Linked DNA regions of Homo sapiens: region 1 is linked to region 2. A link is a loop called in an ENCODE intact Hi-C map of the cell type or tissue named here. Cell type or tissue: gastrocnemius medialis. All regions are shown on one strand. Each heading gives the region's core, and the rest is flanking DNA. Links, peaks and the distances in the headings are about the cores only.

What was found. A loop is a pair of places that touch in the nucleus more often than their neighbours do. Peaks named below come from ENCODE experiments on the same cell type or tissue, not always from the same donor. Only the 100,000 strongest peaks of a DNase experiment are listed, where the experiment ranks them.
Region 1: it touches region 2 in a loop (2.9-fold over the local background); 1 of 110 quality-filtered maps calls a loop at or near these places.

The regions. Positions count from the first base shown.
Region 1 is chr2:69,198,745-69,201,550 of GRCh38, reverse strand. All of the region lies in intron 17 of ANTXR1 (ANTXR cell adhesion molecule 1), which reads right to left. LOC124906019 (a long non-coding RNA gene) reads right to left here. Exons shown (of 2, transcript XR_007086799.1): 1 at 1-2,806. Among named protein-coding and RNA genes, the nearest start is that of MIR3126, 96 kb to the right of the region's middle. In gastrocnemius medialis, for the core only: no CTCF peak of the experiment used is centred there; a DNase peak (open chromatin) is centred at 1,250; H3K27ac peaks cover 304 bases.
Region 2 is chr2:69,252,409-69,255,214 of GRCh38, reverse strand. No RefSeq gene overlaps it. Among named protein-coding and RNA genes, the nearest start is that of GFPT1, 130 kb to the left of the region's middle. In gastrocnemius medialis, for the core only: no CTCF peak of the experiment used is centred there; a DNase peak (open chromatin) is centred at 1,154; H3K27me3 peaks cover 100 bases.

The DNA.
Region 1 (2,806 bases), core at 218-2,717, 54 kb after region 2:
CCTTTCTAAAATGCACATCCGATTGCGCCTCTGCTTAAAACTCTTGCAGTAAGTCTCTACTGTCCTCAGGGTGGAGTACAGCCTCGTCAGGCTGGCAGAGCAGGCTCCCACGGCCGGCAACTCAGGTTCCTCTTCACCACAGTCCCTCCTCTCAGTGCCTCCCACTCTGTCCTCCTCTGTACCCTGCTCCTTGTGTCTCCCTGAAGGAGCCACAGTCTCACCTGCAGATCTGTATGCAAGCTTCCCTGTCACTAGAATATTCTACCTCCCCAACTCCATTCCCCCTTCTTGTCTTAGCTTAAATGTCCATTCAAGAAGGCATTTGGACTCCAAGGCTGGTGAGATGCCTTTCCTGGGTATAGCTCCCACACCTCATGTGCTCAGCTCCATCACAGAGCCTTTCACACCAGGCAGTGTTTGGGAGCTTCCTGTTTGTCCCTGTTCCTCGAGGGCAGGGACAGGGCTCATTCATTAATCTTGAATATCAAGCACTAATACAGTGCTCATTGGCTCTTAGAAGACATCTAACAACTATGGGTTGAATGCATGAAGGAGTTCAGGAATCCCTAGTGTTGACTTTCAAGTCTGAAAGTCCTAAATTCAAGCCCCAGACCTCCTTACCAGCTGTGTGTCCTTGGAAAAGTTAGTAATTTTCCCTGAGCCTCAATTTCTGTTCTTTAAAATGGAGATCATCATTACCCCAAGTTACTGTGAATGGGTTTATGCTTCTGTAAACATTTGCAGTTCATACAGTGCATGACACTCTCTTCTCTTGCACACCATACATACATACATACATACATGAACTCCTGGAAGCCAGAGTTTAGTCCTCTGCTAATGGATATCCCTAGTGCTCAGCCCAGAAATGGATTCTTAGTGGGAGTGCAATTGGTTTTTGTTGAGGGAAAGCAGCCATGGCAGGCCTTAGAAATTGGCAGTGAACAGGGAAAAGAAAAAAAGGAAAGGGGTTAGAAGAAAGAGGGAATGCAGGAAATGTGAAGGAGAGAGAAGAGAGGAGAGAGAATGCAAGAGTGCAGACACTTTCTCTGAGGCCTGCTACAGGAGGCTTATCTGCTTTAGAAGGACTGGGCAGAGGATAACCTCTCTCCTGGAGGATAACCTGCCCAGGCTATTCTCGCCTCTGCGACAGTAGGGAGACATGGTGCCCATGTGACTGGCCTCACGCCCTTATTGGAAACAGCTGGGGAGGATTTCACAACCTCTGAGGCTTCAGATGAGTTTCAAACATTGTTTATGTACATTTACGTGTGTGTTTCCCTGGGTCTCTTCTGGTTGCAAGGAGATCCAGGCTTGCAAAACAAGCCCTGAGTGAGCTTTAGTATTTTGTTCTTGCAGATAGTAATGGAATGTACCGGCCTCCTGATGCCAGATCTGAAAACAGATGACATCCAAACCCAGTGGGTTCTCTGGGAGCACGTGAAGTGGGATGGAGTTCGATTTGGAGTAAAAGTGACTGGGGAGGGCTCAGGCTGGTTGGTAGATGATTGAATTCCATCCAGAAAAGACATATGAGGCTGAGTTCTATTTTCTCTTTTCCATCTTCTTTACTCAAGCAGTAGCAATGACATGGCAGCCTCAGTCTAGATTAACCATCTTCCTGATAGGAAAGGGACTGTTAAAAGCCCATGAAGAGTGTGATCAGCCTATCTTACTCTTGGGGTTTCTGAAGGAACATGGGGAGTTGCCTTTAAATTGTTTCAAAAAGGAAAGAGAAGATGCTGCCCTGAGTGAAAAAGAGGGAATTGGACCACCTCACTGCTTCTCAACCTTAGATGCCCATTAGAATCACCTGGGGAGGCTTTGTGATTCCCAGGTGATCCTATAAGTGCCCAGACCTCATCACAGAACAATTAAACAGAACCTTTAGGGGGGGACCTTGAAAGCTCTCTAGGTGATAACAATGTGCAAACACATTGAAAACCACTGGAGTCCACGCTCTGATCTCTGAATTCCCTTATGTTTCTGTGTTTGAAATTAGTAATCTAGGAACAGAATATGTGAAGATGGGAGATTTCTTCACAACTCACTGAGGCTTAATATTTAGATTTAAGGTAGACTAGTTATTCTCCAGTTGTGTCAATAGGTGCTCTATGGAGAAATATAGAAAAGGGGCGGCTTGGTGGCCAAAGCAGTATAGAAATATTGCCTAGGACCCCAGACTCTCAGGGTGAGAGGTACTCTGAAGTTTGTTTGGTTCCTTATCTTACTGGTTTTCAAAGTGTAATCCCCAGACCAGCAGCATCAGCATCACATGGGAGTTTGTTAGAAATGCTAATTCCCAGGCTCCACCCCAGAACTTCTGAATCAGAAACTCCGAGCATGGGTTCAGCAAGCTGTGCTTTAACAAACCTTCTAGGTGATTCTGATGCTCAAGTTTGAGAACCATTGATCTGCTACAGGAATCCCCTGTGTCCTGGCCTAGTGGTTAATTTGTCTTATCCGTGTTTGGTAACATTAGTTACCTGGAGCATTAGTCTCTGGGGCAGCCCGTTGTGTTGTTGAAACTTGCATCCTTCAATTCTTTCTGATGAAATTTGTTTCCCCATTGTTTCTACCTATGGGGCTAGCTCTGTTCAATGGGATGGCCCAGAGTAAATCCAAGTCACTTTCTATTAATACATCCACTTCAAGGCATTCAAGATAATTTTCTAGGACTTCTCATTTAATATAACATATGGCCCATAGCTTCCAAAGGAGCCTTTCCCAAATCTACACTAAAATACTCAGGAAGATGCAGAAAAGGTGACAATTCGCATTACCATCAAAAACAGACCGAGGGGGTGGA
Region 2 (2,806 bases), core at 89-2,588:
CAAAAAATAAAAATAAAAAAATTAGCTGGGCATGGCAGTGTGTGTCTGTGGCCCCAGCTCCTTGGGAGGCTGAGGTGGGAGGATTGCTTAAGCCCATGAGGTTGAGGCTGCAGGGAGCCATGATTGGGCCACTGCACTCCAGCCTGGGTGACATAGCAAGACCTTGTCTGAAAAAAAAAAAGATTAGGGGTTTACAGGGTTTGTGGGAGAGGAGGAGGATGGATGAATAGGTGAAGTGCAGGGGATACTTAGGGCAGTGGAAGTATTCTGTACGATACGTGGATGTGTGTGCGTATGTCAAAACCCACAGAACTGTACAACACAGAGTGAACTCTAATGTACTAGACTATGAACGTTGGTAAATAATAATGTGGGCTGGGTGTGGTGGCTGATGCCTGTAATCCCAACACTTTGGGAGGCTGAGGGGGGCAGATTGCTTGAGCCCAGGAGTTCAAGATCAGTCTGGGTAACATGGTGAAACCCCTTCTCTACAAAAAAATACAAAAATTAGCCAGGTGCGGTGGTATGTGCCTGTAGTCCTAGCTACTTGGGAGACTGAGGTGGGAGGATGCTTGAGCCCAGGAGGTTGAGGTTACAGTGAGCCATGATTGTGCCACTGCACTCCAGCGTGGGTGACAGAGCAAGGCCCTGTCTCAAAAAGAAAAAAGTAAATAATAATGTGTCAGTTTTGATTCATCAGTTGTAACAAATGTACCACACCAATGGAAGATGTTAGCAACAGGAAAAACTGTGTGCAGGGAATAGGGGATGTAAGAACTCTGCATTACGTCCTCAATTTTTCTGTAAACCTAAAACTGTTTCAAAAAATAAAGCACTAATTAAAAAAGAAGGAAAAAATAAAGTGAGCATCAGTTTCTATAATCTACTAGTAATGCCAGCAGTAGTTGTGACTGAATTAACAGATCACATGCTTAGCGGGCAGAAGAGAGGAGACCTCCTCCTCATAGACTGAACAAAGCCCTTTCTGGCAGTTGTGAAATATCAGAACATAAATCTACAGATCAACAGCTGCCTTGTTTATGACGCATTAATAGTTATCACAACAGCCTGACTCTTGATTCTGGAATCTTACTGTTTCCTCAGTGAGCCATGACCCAACCATTGAGTCTTGCTCTACGCATTCAAAGAATGGCAGGGGATCCGGTCCTGTGACAGAACACTTGATAAACGGATGAGACAAACTGGAGTTCAGTCTTCTGACGACTGCCAGGGCTGGCACTGTTTTTTCTTCTGGCACCTACCCCAAGTTCTTGGCATCGATTCTTATTTTTCCTCTCAAGCCAAATGCAAAAAGGACTTAACCTCAACAGACATAGATTGTGGAAGAATGTGCATGCGTTGAAAAGTAATCCAGTAAATTGACAAAGTTAATGAATTTTCAGAGGAATTCATTCAATACCACCCAGTGAGAGTCAGCACTTTGAATATTTCCACAAAGGCAATAGGAAAATGGGAATTTGTTTATTACCTTTGGCTCCTGAAAGAAAACATTGTCCCATACATAGCTTCCATGTCTATTGTTGATTTGCTTAAGCATTTAGAAACATTGAGATTCTTCATTTATAAGTTTATTTACTCATTACTTATAACTATTAATAGTTTTTTCACTGATTACTATGTGAGAGGCACCCTACGCATGAGATTGTTAGTGGAGAGGTTACAATAATATATGTTCTACTGTAGTATCAGAGTATGGGCAGCGGAAGGACCCTTTTTCTTTTTTTCTCCTTATTCCTGCCTTAATTAGAGAGAAGACAACTCCTTTCAGCCCTTCTATTTCTCTCTCCACTCTTTTCTGGGAGATGAGATCTCTCTGATTGGCAAGATTATAAGAAACTTCCATTCATAAGGCAGTGTTACTAAGGGATACTGTCACTGTTAATTAGAAGCAAGAAAACTTGGCATGCATTTGCTTTTATTTAATCCATTTGGAATTTATTTTTGTATGTAGCAGAGATAGGAATTTCATCTTGTTTTTCCCAACTACTTAGTCGTTTATTAAAGAATTAGTTTTGGAAATGCTATTATTATGATAAACTAAACTTCCATTTATTTACAGGTCTGTTTCTGAAAACTGTTCTATCATCATATATTAACTATAGTTGTCCATTTTCTTTTCTAATTAAAACTTAGAATCAGCATTTGAAAGTAGACATCTTACTAGTTTTTTTTTTAATTGGCACGAGTTGAGTTTGTAGATTGAGAGAGAACTGAATTCTTTTCAATATTAACTCTTTCCATTCAAGAATGTAGTATAGTTCTCCATTAAGAATATTTCATTAAAGTTTTATAGTTGTCTTTCCATAAGTTTTGCACATTTTTTGTTAGGTTTATTTATAGTTAATTTCTGGTTAATTTATACACACACATGCACACATATATATATAATTTTTTCTATTATGAATGAATGAATAACTTGTTTCCTAACTGATCATTGATAGTGTTTTCCATGTACCTGGACAACTCTTATTAGTTCTAATAATTTTTAAGTTGATTCCATGGAATTTTTAGATAGTAAATTATATTCAAATCAGTTTTTTCTTCCTGATAATTATAATTACTTTTTCCTTTCATTTGTTTTATTGCACTGGCTAGGACCAAAGGTGGACAATAACACTGATGGTTGGAATCTTTTTCTTTTTGATTGTAAAGGTAATATTTAAAAATATTTTATGTTAAGTATATTTCCTGTAGGTTCGTGGTAGATACACTTTATCAGGTTAATGATGTTGCTTTTTTCCTCCCTATTGCTAAATTGCTAAGGAAGTTAAATTTTTTAAAAAAA